Regions from separate parts of the Homo sapiens genome. Here regions 2, 3 and 4 are each linked to region 1. Evidence: chromatin loops called from intact Hi-C (ENCODE). Cell type or tissue: PC-9. All regions are shown on one strand. Links, peaks and the distances in the headings refer to the core of each region. The heading gives the core; the rest is flanking DNA.

Evidence for each region. Peaks named below come from ENCODE experiments on the same cell type or tissue, not always from the same donor. Only the 100,000 strongest peaks of a DNase experiment are listed, where the experiment ranks them.
Region 2: a loop joins it to region 1, with 6 times the contacts of the local background. A loop is called at or near these places in 6 of 110 quality-filtered maps.
Region 3: it touches region 1 in a loop (5-fold over the local background); 8 of 110 quality-filtered maps call a loop at or near these places.
Region 4: a loop joins it to region 1, with 5 times the contacts of the local background. A loop is called at or near these places in 43 of 110 quality-filtered maps.

Annotation. Positions count from the first base shown.
Region 1 is chr12:26,272,613-26,277,164 of GRCh38, forward strand. The region is part of intron 1 of LOC105369705 (a long non-coding RNA gene); the gene reads left to right. It overlaps LOC105369704 (a long non-coding RNA gene), which reads right to left and starts at 3,443. Exons shown (of 2, transcript NR_188068.1): 1 at 3,247-3,443; 2 at 717-880. RefSeq lists enhancers at 2,116-2,555, 2,576-2,625. In PC-9, for the core only: a CTCF peak has its summit at 2,048 (motif pointing left); DNase peaks (open chromatin) are centred at 2,209 and 3,119; H3K4me3 peaks cover 919 bases; H3K27ac peaks cover 3,610 bases.
Region 2 is chr12:26,151,287-26,155,838 of GRCh38, forward strand. It overlaps a transcript of SSPN not described here. Among named protein-coding and RNA genes, the nearest start is that of BHLHE41, 29 kb to the left of the region's middle. In PC-9, for the core only: a CTCF peak has its summit at 2,759; DNase peaks (open chromatin) are centred at 1,415, 2,315 and 2,655; H3K4me3 peaks cover 495 bases; H3K27ac peaks cover 2,151 bases.
Region 3 is chr12:26,099,187-26,103,738 of GRCh38, forward strand. No RefSeq gene overlaps it. Among named protein-coding and RNA genes, the nearest start is that of BHLHE41, 24 kb to the right of the region's middle. In PC-9, for the core only: no CTCF peak of the experiment used is centred there; a DNase peak (open chromatin) is centred at 2,305; H3K4me3 peaks cover 1,487 bases; H3K27ac peaks cover 2,755 bases.
Region 4 is chr12:26,117,464-26,122,015 of GRCh38, forward strand. BHLHE41 (basic helix-loop-helix family member e41) reads right to left here. Exons shown (of 5, transcript NM_030762.3): 5 at 2,567-4,552. It also overlaps a transcript of SSPN not described here. Among named protein-coding and RNA genes, the nearest start is that of BHLHE41, 5.3 kb to the right of the region's middle. In PC-9, for the core only: CTCF peaks have their summits at 2,146 (motif pointing right) and 2,360; a DNase peak (open chromatin) is centred at 2,158; H3K4me3 peaks cover 2,172 bases; H3K27ac peaks cover 3,548 bases.

The DNA.
Region 1 (4,552 bases), core at 285-4,284:
TTCTCCGGTGGTGGTGGTCAGGGGGTTGCAGTCAGGACTCCTTCAGGGCCATTATCCTGCTGCTTCTGGTGTCCAGTACCTGCCTCTCAGAAGACAGAACACAAAACCAAGCTCTACCAAAGCCAATAACCAAGTATCAAATACTGTGAATCAGGGTTCCTTTTGGAAGTGTCCACTGAGGCCCTCTCAGCCAGAACACAAAATTCATTTCCCTTAATATCCTGCAGGCATATGGATAAACTGCTCCTTTGGCAGTTTCTTAACTGAATGGGGGCTGATGGAGCCCAGCCAGGCTCCAGGTAAATGAGACTGTAAAGTGGGGCTCAAAGAAAATGTCCTCTGGGTTGCGCATGCTCTGTTGACACAGGGCTGGTTAAAATGTCCTGGAGTGGGAGGTCCAGGTCCAGGTCACTTCCTTACTAGTGCCTCAGGGAGACTCTCCCTTCTCACCAGGGCTTATGGTCCTTTGTATTTTTCTCACAGAACTGAGGATCCCAGCCCTCCCATCTCCATCCATGCTCAGGGATTGTAGTGGGGGAAGAAGGACCTCCCTTTCTGCGTGTCCCCTCACTTGTCTTCTGAGAGCTACCTGTAAAAGAGACAGGCTTTGAGCTACAAACAAAAGCCAAGCACTCCAAATCTAGGGAATTGCAGGGTCACCTTGTACATTACTCAACTTGGACTGCCGTAACAAAGTATTAATACAATAGACTGGGTGGCTTAAACAGCAGAAATTTATTTTCTCATGGTTCTAGATGTTAGAAGTCCAAGATCAAGGTGCTGGCAGAGTTGGTTTCTTTTGAAGCCTCTCTCCTCTGCTTGCAGATGGTTGTCTCTTCCCTTTATCTTCGCAGGGTCTTCCTTCTATGGTATCTTCTCTCTTTATAAGGACACCAATCGCCTTGGATTAGGGACCACCTTATGACCTCATTTTAACTCAATTACCCCTTCAAAGGCTCCGTCTTCAAATACATTTTGTAGTACTGTAACTCAAATGTGTAGTGCTGTAACTCAAATCTCTTCAAATATATTTTGTAGTACTGTACTCAACATGTGAGTTTTGGGAAGACACAATTCAGCCCATACACCATGTCTGTGACTTTCAAGAAGGCTGGGAACCATAGCAACACACCACATTTAAATCATCCAATAATGCCATTCCATTTCCTCTTCTTCCCCAAATGCCCCAGTTTTATTGGCCTTTCTGAGCTCCTTAGGCCAGTTTTCTCCAGGATTTCAGTTCTCTGTGGTGCTGAGGACATTCCCTGGAACATTTCCCTTGGGGACAGCAGCATTGCCAAGGTGGAGGCCAATGTGCTCCCTCACCCGCGACTCCTCCCTTGCTGGCCGTTCCCAGCTCAGCCAAAGCAGAAAGTGAGGCCCAGTTAGAGGGTTGTGGTCTTGCCCGAGGAGCCAGGGCTAGCAGACCTCCCAGTCCCCCAGGGGCAACGTTCAAAAAGATAGCCTTCTCCTCATCAGCTTGTACGTCCTGTTGTGTTTACAAGCAGGCCTTCTCTGCATGAAACAGGTTCCAGATAAGGATGTTCAGAATTTGTTTGGCTTCCCACCACTCCTGAAAAGTAATTGCCTGGTAGTGCAGGCTGGGAAAGAAGACAGGATTACTGAGCCCAGAGATGATCTCTTTTAACCCCTCTGTTTTTTTTTTTCAGATCAATTTAAAGTTACTTTTCCTACCCCTGAACCAGATCAACAACCATCCCCTTTACTCTGGGCTTTGCAATTCAACTCTATTTTCTATGATTGCAGTGCTGAGCTTATTAAACAAAAGCAGCTCTTGTGAATCCTCTCCCTAAGATGATCGTTCCTGGGTGGTCCTTCTTGGGTGGGTCCCTGGGCACAGAAACCCCAGGCCACGTTTCCTCCTCTGCTCAGCACGCTGGGCAGATTCTGCCTCCCGCAGCTCAGCTCTGGCTCATCAGGAGATAAGATCAGAGACACTACGGAAGGGCCAGGTTTTAACAAGGCAGAAAATACAAGCTATTCCAAACATGAGGCCTACTGTGCAAAAAACAAACCCCCTGGCTTTGGGGGCCCTCTCCTGGAGAGGGTTTCTCTGCTCATAAAGATTGGTATCAAGGGGTGAGGAGGGAGTCATGCCATCCCAGCAGGACCTCCAGTTGAGGGCTTCACTTTCAATTACCCAAGAGCAGCTGTAGACTGCTGCTTATGTAATGGGCTCTGCGCCTCCTTCTCGGGAGGAGGATGTGGAACCGTTTTGTGTTTGCTGAATAATGAGTCATGGTCAGAGTTAGGGAGCAGAAACAGTGACTCTCTCCCCTGCATTGCTTCATCCGGAACTTCTAGTAAAGAATGATAAGCCCTGAGTCAGTGCCCAGTGGGGCCTGCCCTGGAAGGGGAAGCACCACAGGAGGCTCTGAAATGCAGGCCCCACAGAGCCCACGCACCAGGCTGAAGGAGACTCTGGGGGCATTTGAAGCCCAGATGGGCTGCTTGCAAGAAGATTCACTGTTTATTTAGGCCTGTAGCTGAGCTGCCAGGGTTTTCCTATCTCGGGTAATCACAGCTCCTCCAGCCAGGATCCAGGAGTGTTGGGGTGAAGACTGAGGCTTCAAAATGAACAGAGCTTTCTCCAAACCTCATTTTAGCTCTAAGAAATGAAACAAGTCAGCCGTACACGGTGGCCCTGCTGTAATCCCAGCATTTTGGGAGGCTGAGGCGGGCGGATCACGAGGTCAGGAGTTTGAGACCAGACTGGCCAACATGGTGAAACACCATCTCTACTAAAGATACAAAAAAATTAGCCAGGCATGGTGGCGAGCGCCTATAATCCCAGCTACTCCGTAGGCTGAGGCAGGAGAATCACTTGAACCCAGGAGGCGGAGGTTGCAGTGAGTCAAGATTGCGCCATTGCACTCCAGCCTGGGTGACAGGGTGAGACTCCATCTTAAAAAAAAAAAAAAAGAAAGAACAAGTCTGAGGGGCGGGAGAAAGGGCACGTTTATATCAACTGAGAAGTCAAAAGGTTTGGTTTTAGCCAGAAAGGGAAAAAAAAGACACATTATTGCTCACATTCTGAGGTCAAACAAACAAACAAAACCCCTGAGAAAACAATATGAAGCCCTGTAAGAAAAGGCTTAATGGACCAGAAATTATTTGTTCCTCTTCATGTTTCTGAGAAATGTGGTTCAAACTTTATAGACTTTCCACATCAGCAAACAATTAATCATGGCTTGCACTCCCACCCCACCATGCTTTTCAACATACCTAGCAAGAAGCCACAGGCCATTTCTTGTCTTTCTGTAGCAAATCACAGACCAGATCTGGGTGCATAAGCGAGGTTTCCTATGGAGTTGGTGGGTTATTCTATGGTGGGTGCTGCAGGAAGTTCAGGGCAGCTTGCCTAATGCACAAGGAAGGGAACATTTCCTTCCCTGTGCAAGGCTTCAGGAGACTGACCCCTGCCTATGACAGCATAACACAAAGCTCAAGGTCAAACTGCCTGGGTTTGAATCCCAGCTCTGCTACGGGCCACCAGCTATGTGAGTCTGGCACACAACTGATTTCTCTGCTTGGATCCCTCATCTGTAAAATGAAGGCAACAAAAGCTGCTACCTCGTAGGGTGGTTGTGAAGACTAAAGTAAAACTTGTAAAGCATTTTGAGTGTTTTTCTTTTTCTCCATCATTATCTTTTAAGGTTAGCCTAATGTTCATCTCTAGTGACTTCTATCTAAAAATTTGTTAGTGAGACAGAATAGCATAAACAGGTCTTATGGCCAAGCAGATATGGCCTTTTTACAACTAGTAAAATTTTTCTTTAGAATTTTCATTTGCAAAATGGAGAAAATATAAATTTATAGTAAGGATTCGATAAAGTATATAAAGTCGTTTAGCTTAGAAAGTGCTCAATAAGCGGTACTTTGGTTATAATTCTCAATAGACCTGAATCTCTGCTCAAATAAGTTCCGTATTTCATTATCCCATGTAGCAAGATGAAATCCCAACACCCAGATCACAGACATCCCTTTAGAGTATTTCTACACATATTTATAATATAAAATTTCAGAGAGGAAGGACATTCATAAAATTCTAATTTAAAACAAAATCCTTAAGGCATCTAATTCTTAAGGCAAAACATTTTGTTGTTTGGTTGAGAAAAGGAAGGAGGAAAGATGAGGCAATTCTTTAGATTCTTTAAAGAAGGGCTCTTTCAGCTTGAGTTATATTGATTGACTTCCTGGCTTGAATCACTTCATGGTATTTTGTTCAACTCAGCTGACCATAGGAAGCAGATGACATACCTCCTCTGAGACTGGCTCTTTAGCACCAGATGGACAAGATAAGTGCTATAAGATGAGGGGCAGCCACATGGCTGACATCGTCATCGTCATCATCATCATCATCATCATCATATCATCCCATGTAGTGTCCACATGTAGGGAGGAGCACTTCTTGTGTGTTGAGCACAGCACTAAAGGACTTTACATATTAACTCAGTTTTATCCTTACAACAACCTTGTTGGCTTAATATTATTATCTCTATCTTTTTTATTTTTATTTATTTATTTATCT
Region 2 (4,552 bases), core at 393-4,392, 120 kb before region 1:
GAGGCTAGAGAGAAACTGAAGGAAGTTACAGTTCATTCCAAAATATTTAGATTAGAACTGGCATTATTTCCCTATTTAGATCTCTTCTCAACCATAAAAAAAAAATCACATGCATTGTGTTATTTTTCTCTTGCTGTTACCCAGCACAACTGCCCCCTTAAAATCCTCAATTGGGTCCTAAGCTTTTCTGAGGCACCCTTTCACATACATTTTTTGCTATTGCAATGAAAAACAAATCATTTATTCATTCAACACTAAATACCTAGTGTGTGTCAGGCACTATTCAGAGTTCTTGGGAGTAAATCAGTGAACAAACAGACAAAGCTCCCTGCCCCCATGGAGCTTGCAGTTTAGCTCATGCAGAGGATCTAATTTACCTATGCATGACAAGACCTGACCCTCAGCATGCATAAAGGTTACCGTGGTCCAGGAGGATCTAGTACAAATTTTTTGTAACAGGGCTGCAGAATTTACTAACACACTATGCCACATGTGGAGAAAAAAAATATATCTTAAAATTTTGTCCATACCTGGTCTAATCTTCCTCATGTGCCCCTGCGTGGTAGAAAATAAAAACAAAACAAAGCAACTAGAATTTTTCTCATCCAATGCGGTAATTTAACCATTGCTTTTGGATAATGCTTAGTCCCTAGATTGAAAGAGAGAAGGAGGGGAAAGAGATGTCACACCAGATAATACTTTTGAATCCTGAAAGAAGAATTTCTCAATATTTTGTGCTATTCATAATTCAGTGACTACAAAGACAATACACTTTTAAGTCTAATCTGCATTATTGACATTTCCCTCATCATTTTCTTCATTCTAGGCAATCAACAAAACAGTAAGTGAAGAAGCCCTGATCTGTCACATTTGCTCTTTTCCATGGTGTAAATACTCCCACCGTGGCTAATTTAAAGCAACCGATGTGAGGCCACTGCTTGCAGGAAAGATATGCAGCAGCTTACCATTATGTAATATTTCCACCAAACAGATATGTAACCATCAATAACCTCAAGATCATAGATAACAATAAAAATGTAGTATAAGTAAAACAATTAGGAAGTGATAAGTTTTAGGCATGCGTTACTTTTGCCTAATATAATTTATTTAATTATAAATTTATAACATTTAATTTTTAATAATGGCTATGTTTAGCAACTGTCTTGCAAAATTCCTGAAAATTTAAGAACTGGCTCTTAGAAGTCACTATGTCAGGGTAAAACCATAGTAATTATAAATGCCATCTCTCTTTCCCTTATCACTGTATTTTAATCCAACAGCCAATCATGCAGACTCTACCTCCAAAACATATCTTGACCACTTCCCTACTGCAACAATTGTTCTCATCACCCTCACTGCTCACCTGTATCCCTGCAATAGCCTCTAGTTGTTCTCCCTGGTTCATTCCTTATCTGTGTCTCATAGTCCACTCTCCACACAGGAGGCAGTCATATTTTTAAAATGTATGTACCATATCACTTCCCATCTTAAACCCTTCAACGTCTTCCTGTTGTTCCTAGAAGAAGACTCAAGCTCTTACCATGCCCAGTAAGGGCCTATCTTATCTGGCTGCAGCCTCCCTTCCAACTTCATCTTGCCATTGTCTGACTTAGCACTTCATTCCAGCCATGCTGGCCATCTTTATTTTCCTAAAACACACCTGTTGTGTAGCTGCCTCTGGGCCGTAGCACTTGTTCCCTCTGCCAGGAGTGCTCTTCCCCCACAGCATTCCAAGGCTGGCTCCTTCTCATTGTTCAGGTTCTAGCTGAAGTATCATCCCCTAAAAGAAGTCTGTCCTGTTTTATCTAAAGTAAGCCCCATTGCCCATATCACCACTCTCCGTCATATTCCCTTGTTCTCAGAAACTCAGGCAAATTACTTAGCCTCTAAACCTCAGTTTTCTCATTTGTTAAATGGAAGTGCTGTAGTACACATTTCTCATAGGGTTGTGAGGATCAAACGAGTTAATATATGTAAAGCACTTTGAACCCTACTTGGATCTTATTAAGCACTATCTATGTAAGTTTCGCTGCTAATATTATCATCATCATTTTTATTGAAGTATTATTATAATCTTCATTATTATTGGAGTATTCAAAGTACCTATCACTGTCTAAGAGTATTTTATCTATTTGTTTTCTTATTTCCTTTCTCCTCTCCTGGAATTTGAGCTCCATGAGAGCAGTGACCTTGAATGACTCATGCCCTGCTGTGTTCCATCACCTAGAATAGTGCCTGCCACACACTAAGTACTTAAATATTTTTTGAATGAATGTGTGCATAAATGAATAATGAATAAACAGAAGAACTGGCGGTGACACCATTCTGAGCCTTGGTTTATTTTTAGAAAATGTGATTACAGAGGCTTGCAGTCAGTGTGGTTGGAAGGGCACAACCGTTTTTGTAGGTGGTGGAACTTCTGGACTCTTGTTGCATGTCTGCAAGGTCTTCCACGAATTCTGGGTTCTGGTCCTTCTTGAGTGCTGAGTAGCTGATATCCCAGTGGTCCCAATCATCAGGAATATTGTGGGTGTGCTTAGCTCTCATAGTAAAGTCTAAGTTGGGAGAACTAGTACCTTATGGTCCCTCCTGATGGATGAGCCCAGAAACAGAACTATGAGCTACGATTCCTGAAGCAGCCAAAGGCAAGGAAGTCCAGTGCCTCTGAACATTTGTTCTGCTCAATGAAAGAACTCAGTCATGGGGTACCCCTTGTGGAAAAACTTGGAGTAGCCTCAGAAAGACTTTCATCCTTTGCTTTTGTAGTGGTTACATTTAGAGCAGATATGTGCAAAAAAACCTATGGCAAAAACCTTATCTTGGGCATATTTCTCTTGAACCCGAGCAGTTGCTCAAAAAGGTACTATGAAAAGGCCCATTTCTATATTTTTCACTTTTCATTTAGGTCCCTGATATGTCAAAAGATGACAGGGTTCATGAAGATTTTCTGTAACTCACCCTCGGTTGATCTGGAATACCAAGCTGCTTTACTCTACAGTGAGCTTTTTGAGGACAGACCATGTGTGTTATTCACCATTGCACAGAGTACCTAGCTCAGAGCCTTGCACTGAGCAACAACCTATAGATGCAAGATAGATTTCCATGTTCAGATCAACACTGCATTAGAGTATGACACCTGAAATCTTAGCAGCAGGGCCTTGGTGAAACTCTGTAGAGTTTCAGGGGGATCCTCCCTGCCTCCTTCACCAATTCCTCTTAAGGGGCACTAAGCAGAAAGGAGACAGGCTTTGGAATCAGACAAATGTGGCTTCAGGTTCTGGCACTAGTTAAATGACTTAGGGAATGACTAATTAAGGGACTTTGGGGAAGTTACTTAACCTTTCTAATTTATAAAATGGGAATAAAATGGTACCTATAAAGATTAACTGAGATAAGTAGGTAAACATTTCAGCTGAGAACCCAGTATCTACTGTACATTCGATTATTGTTAATATGAATCTTCTGGAGTGTTTTCTGTTTGTGTATGATCAGAATGCAGATTAAGGGGCAGAGAGGTCTAGGGCAGAGTAGAATTGGGCCCAGTAACATGGTGCCACATCAGATCCTGGACCAGAATTATATGAGAAAGTAGTGGGGTTTGGGCCCAGGGTTTGAGGGATGGTGATGGTAGTGTATGGTGAGGAAGCTGGGCATGACAGTGTAATGACAGAGAAAACAATCTGTGGAGCTCAGGATAGATTAATTTTTATAATGGGAAACTGTATTAGGAGTGATATCTAGATCTCTATCAGACTACTAGAGGACATCTATTCTTTATTGAATATCGACTTTTTAGGGGAAAAAAAGCAAAACCATGTTCTATGAATATCAAATGAGAAGAACTTGTCAGTTGGCTGCTTTTAAAGTTACAACTAGTGTATTCGTGGTATACAGAAAGGCCATTGGGTAACACCTCTTTCTTCTTAAATTGGGTAAATGAAATAATAGTGAATCACAAGTTAAAGTTACTTGTCCAGACTAATCAGGGAAAGGTGAATTAGAAGATGAGAGGGTGAAAATTAAAGAAGAAACAATTACCAACACAGAAAGGAGGGCCGCAGATGACAAAGATGGGAGCACGTATCTGAAAATGGAAGGGGATGGTGTTGTGGACAGAGGAAAAGAGCGAAAGATCATCAAACCTTCAACAACATAAAAGTGACCCTCACGTTACCCTTAAATGGTAATGGCACACAACCTGAAAGCCTCAAAAGCAATAGGTATATTAACATTTAAAAAAGAGTCTTTAGGCACCTCAGTAATAGACTGATGACCACTGGTTGGTTTTGTTAATATGTGTGTAGGCCAGAGAGTAATTTGGCGGAAAGAGGAAGAGTTAATCTGAAAGAGGAAATTTGAAGTTAGAAGAACATGAAGGCAAATCATTCATGATAAATGTGAAGGAAAGAGCAAGATTTAATAATGAATCAGGGGGACAAAAAATAGAGCTAACATTAATGGCCACTTATTGCACATGAAGCCCACTTTGCTAAGCTTTTCCCAGGTACCATTGCATTGTTACCACAGCAACCTGTGCGGTGAGCCCTGTTGT
Region 3 (4,552 bases), core at 171-4,170, 170 kb before region 1:
TTAAAATAATGTTAATTTTTAAAAATATGCGTGAGAGAGCCAGGGATGTTAAACATATTACAGAGCATAGGTCAACCCTTGACAATGAAAAATTATTGTCCTATCTCTCACAATGTTTAATGCCCTATCTGTTTTACATATAAGCATAAATTGTTTTTAGCATGGTTTTTTTTCCTCTCTTTTTGTTTTTAGAGACAAGATCTCATGCCCAGGCTGGAGTGCAGTGGCAAGATCATGGCACACTGCAGCCTTGATCTCCTGGGCTTAAGCAATCTCCCACCTCAGCCTCCCAAAGTGCTGGAATTACAGATGCAGGCCACCATTCACAGCCCTAGCATCATTTTAATAAAATTGAGTGTTCCAAGAATACAACTACCAGTTGAGTTGAGGAGAGATTATGCTTTATTTAACTCAGAACTTTACCCAGGTTTGTTAACCATCTTTGAAGTTCATTTCACAGGAGCATCTTAACTTCTGGAACTGAGTCACCAATAGAATAAACTGATAACAATCTGTGTTTGTAGCTCTTGATTCAAGGTGGTTCTAAGTATACATTTAAATATACTTTTTATTCTTTATTCAAAATGTCAAATATGAAAAGAAGAGTCAACTTGAAGGTAATATATTGGCATCAATATATTAACAGTATAAGCACCTGACTACTTCATTACATTTTGTAGCATAGCTACCATCTGTGCCTTTCCATACTTAAATATATATATATTTATATATTATTATATATAATTATATATATAATTTCTTTTATTTCTCCTTTATATCAAAGTTAAGGCATTACATTATTTTAATAATATTATTGATATATGATAGTTATATTTTTTAAAATTAATGTGCATTACAGACTATATTTTCTATAAATTTCATTTTAAGCTAGTAAAGGAGCATAAGAAAATATTTGTTATAAAAGGGGACCTTTAGTTCTCATAAGCTTGAGAACCAAGATTCTAAGGGTCTCTCTTTCATTTGTGAATTCCTCACTATTCCTCCCTCTTTCCTATCCATCCTACCACTTAAAAGAAGGAAATGGTCAGTAATAAGAAATTATTAGTAGCTAGGCCCATGAAGTAAGTTTTATTCTGATTAATAATGTTCTTTAAAAGACAGTTGTAAGCTGAGCATTCCTATGTGATGTGGATATAAATATAGGATTGTCAAAAGTTCATATTAACTCATTCATTATTTCATTTGTTAAGTATTACTATGTACCTGTGAGGTGTAAGGCATTTTGCTATTAAATTGATCGTGTCTGAAAAGCACCAAAATCATTGCTACACTGAAGAAAATCTCTCTCTGGGGGAACAAATGGATATTACATTAGGCAACAAAACAATTGACTGAGTGAAATGTTCAACTAGATATTTTGGAAGCATCTAATTTGTAACTCGTATTGGTCCCGAAAGCCAATCAGAGTAGATATGAAAGGGAAAAAATGCTAAAACTTTACAAAACAATTTTCATATTGGGGGAAAATACAATAAAGGAAATGGTGAGACTCTTTCTGACCCAAATATATATTTTTTAGAATCAAGATTACATCACTGTTAAATTAGTATAGCTGTAAAAGGTCTCTTGCATAACTATTTGCAATGAAATTCTTCATAGTAAATTTAGTAACAGAAAGAAACGGTCTTCTGCCATTATGAGAAACAAATTAATGTTATTTCCCCTGTCCCCAGCTTTTGAAATAACAGTAGGCAAAATAGCCTAGTGAAGGGTGGCTGTATGACTAGGAGCATGTTGCTTAACCTCTGAGCACATAGGTTTCTTTATATGATAACATTTACCTCATAAATTAAATGAATTAGCAGTTGTTATATGCTTAAAACACTGCTCAGCATATTAGAAACACAAAGCAAATAATAGCCATGATCATATCTCTTTTCCATATCAGAAGCGTGAAAACTGTTCATGGAAACAATTGCCTAATGTTGGAACGGCGGGCTTGACTTGACCAGACAGTCATATGCTTTGCTCAGTGCTTTTGTGCTCCAAATGCATGAGATACTAACCGGTCCTAGTGCAATTAAGAGTGTTTGACAGCCGGGCAATCCTAGCATGTTCCTAACTAAGCGATAATTGAAGATCTGTGTAGATTTTAGGTACAGGTTGTTACCCAGCAACAGATTGAAGTTCCGGAAGAAATTCTGAATTATCTCATTAATAAAGCAACTTCCTGATAGACAGCTATTGACTCTGACCACAGCGAACCCAAGAACTCATGATCCTCTAACCCAGAAAAAAAATATGCAGGTGAGCACTGATGAGGTGGCAAGATGCCAAAAAAACTGGTTTTACAACCTATCGGGTAAGTGAGCAAGTGGTGGCTAAAGGTTGGTCACATTATCTGGAAAGAGCAGGAAGATCAGGTCGACTGTGTTTTGCAGAGGTTATTAGCATAGCATGGGAATGCAGCTCTGCAGCCAAAGAAAGAACCCTGATGCCACTGGGGCATGCTGACCCATGATGCCAAATGGAAACTGCACCTGTCTGCCTTCCTTCTAGTCTCTCCATAGTGTATTGCATGACCACTGAACTCCCCCAAAAAGACATGCAGGAGGTCTTAGATTATGTCATTTAATGCTTGTAACTGTCCTACAGAGATGCTACTCTCATTAAAATCATCCTCTTTACAGATGACGAAACATAAATTTTGAGAAGTAAGTTGCTTAATGTCACAAAGCTGATGAGTGAGACTCATGAGCGAAGCTGTCTCATTTCTGATTTCATGCTGTCGATGAGATTGCCCTCTAGGAACCAATTACAACTAATGTTTGTTTAGGACTTTAACATTCAACGAGCTCAGAACCCCAGCATGCTGTAAGGTGGACCTTATCTTATCACCATCCCCATTCTATAGATAAGGAAACAGACAAAAAGATGTATAAGTGGTTTTCCCATGTTTATGCAATTAGGTGGTAGAGCCAGGATTTGAACCCCTGGTCTTTTGAATCTAAGCAGAATTTACAAGAGGAACACTCAAGCAGAATGGGGTGAGTTATGCTGAGCACAAAGCTTAAGAGAGCAGAGTTCTGTGGTCAGGACCTTAGCTGTTTTTTGCCTTTGCTTTGTCTGCCCAGACAATTATCTGATGATAACTTGCAATTTGTACATTCTGGATACATTACCTTTCTCTAGATGACATGTAGGATTTGTATAACCTAGATATGTCTTCTCTGTTGAAGATGAATATTGGAGATAGCACAATTGGATTTAAGCAATATCCTTAAATTAACATGTCAAGTGTACTTAGCTGCACTTGGAAATCCGTCCAGGTTTAATAAGCAAATACTACTGGTCCAAAGAGGAGATCACAGGATGAGAATCTTCCATCCTTTATGTTATAGACTGAATGTTTGTGCCCCCTACCCCCAAATTCATATATTGAAATCAAATCCCCAATGTGATGGTATTTGGACGTGGGTCCTTTGGGAGCTAATAAGGTCATAAGGGTAGAACCCTCATGAATGGGATTCGTGCTCTGATAAGAAGCCCCAGAGAGCTAGTGAACCCTCTTATTGCCATATGAGGATACAGTGAGAAGTCAGCTGTCTGCAACTGGAAGAGGGCCTTCACGAAGAACCCCAGCCAGCTGACACTCTCATTTTGGACTTCCAAACTCTGGAACTGTGAAAAATAAGTATTCGTTGTTTAAGCCATCCAGTTTATGGTATTTCGCTATAGCCGCCAGAGCTGAATAAAATATTCCCGGAGGACAGACATCTCTGCATTTTGGGGAGAATGTTATTTGCAGTTTTATTCCACTATTTTTATCTAATAGCCTGTTGCTTATTATGGATTTCAGCAGGTCTGATGATGAGAGGGTGGCTGAATGTCTAGGAAATTGTGCAGTGTAAGAAAGGAAATAACTCGTATAGATCTCTGCCAAAGTTTATTCCGCTGTTGGTCCTGAGACACTGGGTTGCCTAGTATCATAACACTGGCCAGGCATCACGAGGAAGCTATGAGCACTCGGTTGATGTCTGCAGTCACACGGAGGCCTCAGTTACTAAAGAAAGAGGAGTGTTACTGAGATCAGTTACTTCACACCCATTTTACCACATCTCCTCACCCACAGGGTACTGAATGTATCTATCTAGGAGACTGTATTTTCAGTTATAAAACATGATAAAATGTTTCATCAATTCATCCCTTTGGGCTCACTTTTAAATTTTGTTTAAGTTTTTCTGTTAATTTACTATAAATGTTTAATAAATTAAGAGTATATTATTCTCATGAGCTAACACTTCCTCCAAACTATTTTCAACCAATGAATTAAAGGATAATGGAATGCTTTTATCGGGTACATAATAAATGGTCAATGCCACCAAATGTTACCAATTTCCAATATTAGAGACATAAAAAATGTAGAAAGGCTGTTCATTTTATGAGGGGATGGTTGAGTGAATTAATTTTAAAAATATTTACTGGATGCTAGACACGGTGGTAGGTACTGGGGGTACTTAAATTAATAATTAGCCAGGACCCAATGCCCACCCTACATCAATTTCAAGAACAGGAACAATAAATGTAAATA
Region 4 (4,552 bases), core at 357-4,356, 160 kb before region 1:
GGCGTGGTAGTGTTTAAATGGTTTCCCAGCCCACAGTAAGTCAGAGGTAGCAAATTAGATAAGAGATGGAGGAAGCACTCTGAGGCTTCAAGAAGTGACAGCTGACAGGCTAGCTGTGCGTAAAGAGACTGAAAAACCCTATAAAAAGCAGGTAGAACTCAAAAAAAAATTTGGTGCAGGTGCAATTACTCCCAGATGTCATGCATAGTGCAAAAATGATGTTTACAATGATGACCCTGAATTATTGAGAAAGGTTAAGTATGTCCAGGTTAAGACATTTAGAGGATATGTGTAATACATTTTAGTATGCTTTCCACTAAAAATTCAAAAATGAAAAACAGCACTGGCATTTGAACATAGAAGTTTTAGTTTTCTAAACCACTGACTGTCCCTCCTGTCGGACAAACTAGGCATCACTGAATTTAGAATTTTAAAATATCAACATTTAAAAAAGGTGGTTTTATATTTGTTTGGAGTTTTCAATATGGAATCTCTGAACGAGCATAAGAAACCCGATTTTAAGACAAACGTACAACTCCTAGAATAGCATATTTTTAAAGTACATGCTGCGCATGTTTTCTAGTATAAATCCCATCTTAATCACACAAAATATGTGATAATTTCCCACGTCAATCCCTTACTTAAATTCTTCTATGAAAAACTAGAACTTCCATGGGACTTTAGCATGCACTGTAAATCCATCTTGAACTTGTTTAAAATAACAGTGAGAACAATGGGTGGGTCTAAATATATTGAGCTGAGGGTCCAATAGGTTAAGAATTTTTGTTTAATGAAAAATATCAGGTTGCTACCTGAAGTAAAATACCATGATCACAACAGTACAGCCAGCTTTTGGCAATATAATGGTCTTAAGTCATTCATGAGAGCTCTGTTCATTTCTAGCTAATGTAAAAGTCCTTCGTGTGTTTGCCCAGCCATGTCTCTCCAGAGGCTCCACTGGCAATCACTTTCCATGGAAAGGTTAAGAATTGACCTGTGACATAGAAAGGAGTAGGCTGAGCCTCCTTTTACATAACTTTTGAACAAATCTCGGGTGGTGGGCAATAACCAAAGTCATCGCCTGGATGGCCAGAAACAGGGAACTAAATGAAAAATAGTTTCACAATGATAGGAACTAAAACTCCAAATTTTACATAGCTATTAAAGTGTTGTTTCTAGTGCCTTGAAAACGTGCTTAAGGTTAGCTCTTTGGAGGGGAGGGAAGGGCCATTTTTTTTCAATTCAATATAAAGTTTGCTAAGAAATGTGTTATATAAAATTAATCTTTTTAAAGATTATGTAAAATATATGTATGTAAAATTAAATTTTTATGAGTATAATACTATACTCATAAAAACATTGACTCAAGATTCATATTTGCCTGAAGTTGGAAAATCATTTTAGCTGAAATTTCACCACTACAAGTATAGAAGCCTCTTTAGTGAATTATGACTTCAGCCTTTTAATTCATTAAAATAAATCAATGACTAAAATAAAGTTTTTTCAGATTTTCAGATACAATATAGACAATATTATTTTTGCATTTCTGTTCTAACTTTATCTTACCATGTTACCATATGGGCACTTGGACTAAATAACTGACTTGTAAAATCTGGCCCAACTCTGAAGATTTTTTTATCTCATTATACCAAAATTATACACATGCTAAAAACACTGTATTATCCTCTGATTCACTTTTAATCCTTTTTGGTTATGAAACTAATATTACTACAGTAGTGGCATCAAAATATAGCTCAAAATATTTGAAATGCTGTTTTTCCCATTATTCTGATTCAGATAATTTTTCTAAAGTTCAATAAATTAACAATGCTGAAAAATCCTACATAGTTTTCTAGTGTTGATTTCAATTTCCTTTGTTCTATGGTTTGTTACGAAGCTTCATGGGGGCTGCTCAATCAAGTTCAGCTTACTTGGTCCAAGATACTGCAATGGGAAGTAGTTGAGTGACTGAGGGATATAATAGAGCTGGCCACTAGTGCTAGTGCTGACTCTAGGTAGCTCTGTGACCTTGGGAAGATACTTAATATCTCTGGGCTTCCTTTCTTTTTTTCCTATCACGAAATGCAGGGGACTGGATGAGCTGTGGCTCCTTCTGGCTTCATACTGTTATGACTTGCAGTTCAGTTGCCATAAAGTCAGCAGAGGGAGCACTTTTTCTACATCTTATACAATCTGACTCTCATTTAAACATTTTCAAAAATCAAGGGGTTTGTGAAGAACATTCCTGAAACTAAAAGCTGACAATCCTTCACTGTTTGTATCATATCACAGATTTGAATGGAAATTTGAGAAAAGTCTAGAAATTATTTCTGATCCTGGAATTCCATGATAAAGTCCCATGACAGAATTATTTTATAAAAAGAAGCCAAAACACTCTCATATTAAGCACCCCTTTGTGATCATCTATTTATACAAGACCCAGTGAAAGAGGAACACCTGACCATACTAGAGAGGCTATGTGATGTCACAGACGAAAACTGAAAAACTTGTCAATCATTAAAACAATAGAAAATTGGGTCTAACATAAACAAACCACACAAGTTAATTGGTAGGTTTTTCTTTTGCACTTTTCATTAAGATACATTGGGAACGAGCAGGTAGACAAAGCCAGAGCCTGGAGGCTTGCAAGAGATTGGAAATGTGTGACATCAAGCCAATGACAAAAAAAAGCTGTAAATCTGAGAACTGTAGTGATTTGTATCCCTATAGTTATAGATATCTTAAAACTAATTGAGCATCCATTATGTCTTTTTTAATTATTAGACAATATCATATCGTATATTAAAGTTTTTATTCCTTAGTAAGAATTTTTAAATCACAAAATAGTGTGGCAATATTTAGGTAATAGAATTTATGGAGTGCTGAAAATACTAGAATATAAAGGTAATTTCTAGTTTATCGTCACATACTAAACTTTTCTAAACCAGCTGGTTTCTCACAGACAGTATTTATTTTTTTAAAATAATTTAAGACAGCATAAGCTTGTACCAAGCATAAGCATTGTAACAAAAGTGCAACTTTTCAGCAAATCCTCCCCAAAAGATATTTTAACTCAAAATATCATTAGCACATATTTTCTCCCTACAAAAATAGCATGTCAGACATCATTAATTGGATGTATTAACAACTATGTACATAAGAGCCACCTTGTAGGCTAAGAGTTTAACGTTGTTTAAACACAGCGTTTGAGGCAAACAGTAGCAACAGCAGCAGCAAATGCACCAAACTGACGAAAAGACCCAGATATTTTCCTCACTCATAGTCAGACTGTTGTGTCTCACCCCTTACATAACATCCAAGTGAGATTTCTCACAGTGCTACCTTGGCAACAAACTAAAAATATCTAGACAAGGTCTTGGTTTAAGCCTTATTAAAAAAGCTTTCTTTGTGATTATCTGGTATCTGGTTTGGTCTCCAGAAAATACATAGACTTGGAGATAGGAAGGCCTCACAGGACTTCATTCTATATCTTTACAGCATTTGCAATCAAAACTGGCCAGTTAAATGCTTTCGTTCACTTTTGAATTTTAACAGAATATAGGATATATCAGTTTGGACTTGTTTTTTGTTGTTGTTGTTTTTTGTTTTGTTTTGAAGTTCAGTGCACTTTTTTTTACAGTAAGATTACAAAAATTTAGGAACATGATGGATTAATGAGAGTGGGAATAGATGCACTTGAGATGTGTATGTATAGATACCTATCTATGGATAAATAGAAATCTGTACAGATAGATATCTATCTATATATGGACTTAGAAGAAATTAAGATGAGTCCATTAATTCATGGTCAATTTCTCAATAAAGTGTTAGCAAATGTACTAGGAATGATTCTGGCCTTCTCATCCATCTCCTTCCCTGACTTAGTTCTGACGATGGCCCAGCTCCGTGTTTCTTTAACGAGTGCAAGTTACTAAGAGATACCATTTAAACCACTTCAGAATAGGTTGCAACGTGAGAAACTGCATCCTCACTTCTTTGAAAAATATATGCCTTTTAGAAAGCTGAACATTAGAAAATACTGAAGAGTAAATTCAATTCTAAAAGAGCCTCAATCTGTTTGTGGAACGCCTCCTAAAACAGGCAGGGCAGCTTTGAGAACTAGCTCTACATAACAACTACCTGCTGTTCCATGTCAACTCCAAAGACGTCAAAGGTGTTAACATCTTTCCCCTACCCCGGGGTTCACCTAGCTCAGCCACAGAACAGACCCTTCTTACTTCCTCTCGAATTAGGTTCCAATTTTAAGAGATAATGGAACATGGCCTAAAAGGGGGCAAAATTTATTTGGGGGATTAAAAAAAAGAGCCAGTGTCTTTCGCATAGGATCTTTTACAGCTGGTGGGGGGAAGAAAGGGATGTTAGTGTGTGGAGGGTGGGGTGGTGCGGGATGAGCAAAACAGGAACTCCGAATGTACACATAACACCTGTTTTGTTGTTCTTGTTTATGCCTGTCGTGCATCTATTACACTTCCTCCCTTAAAGACCTTAAGGGTATTTTAACTTCTCACTCTGCTTGAACCTCCTTAAGGGT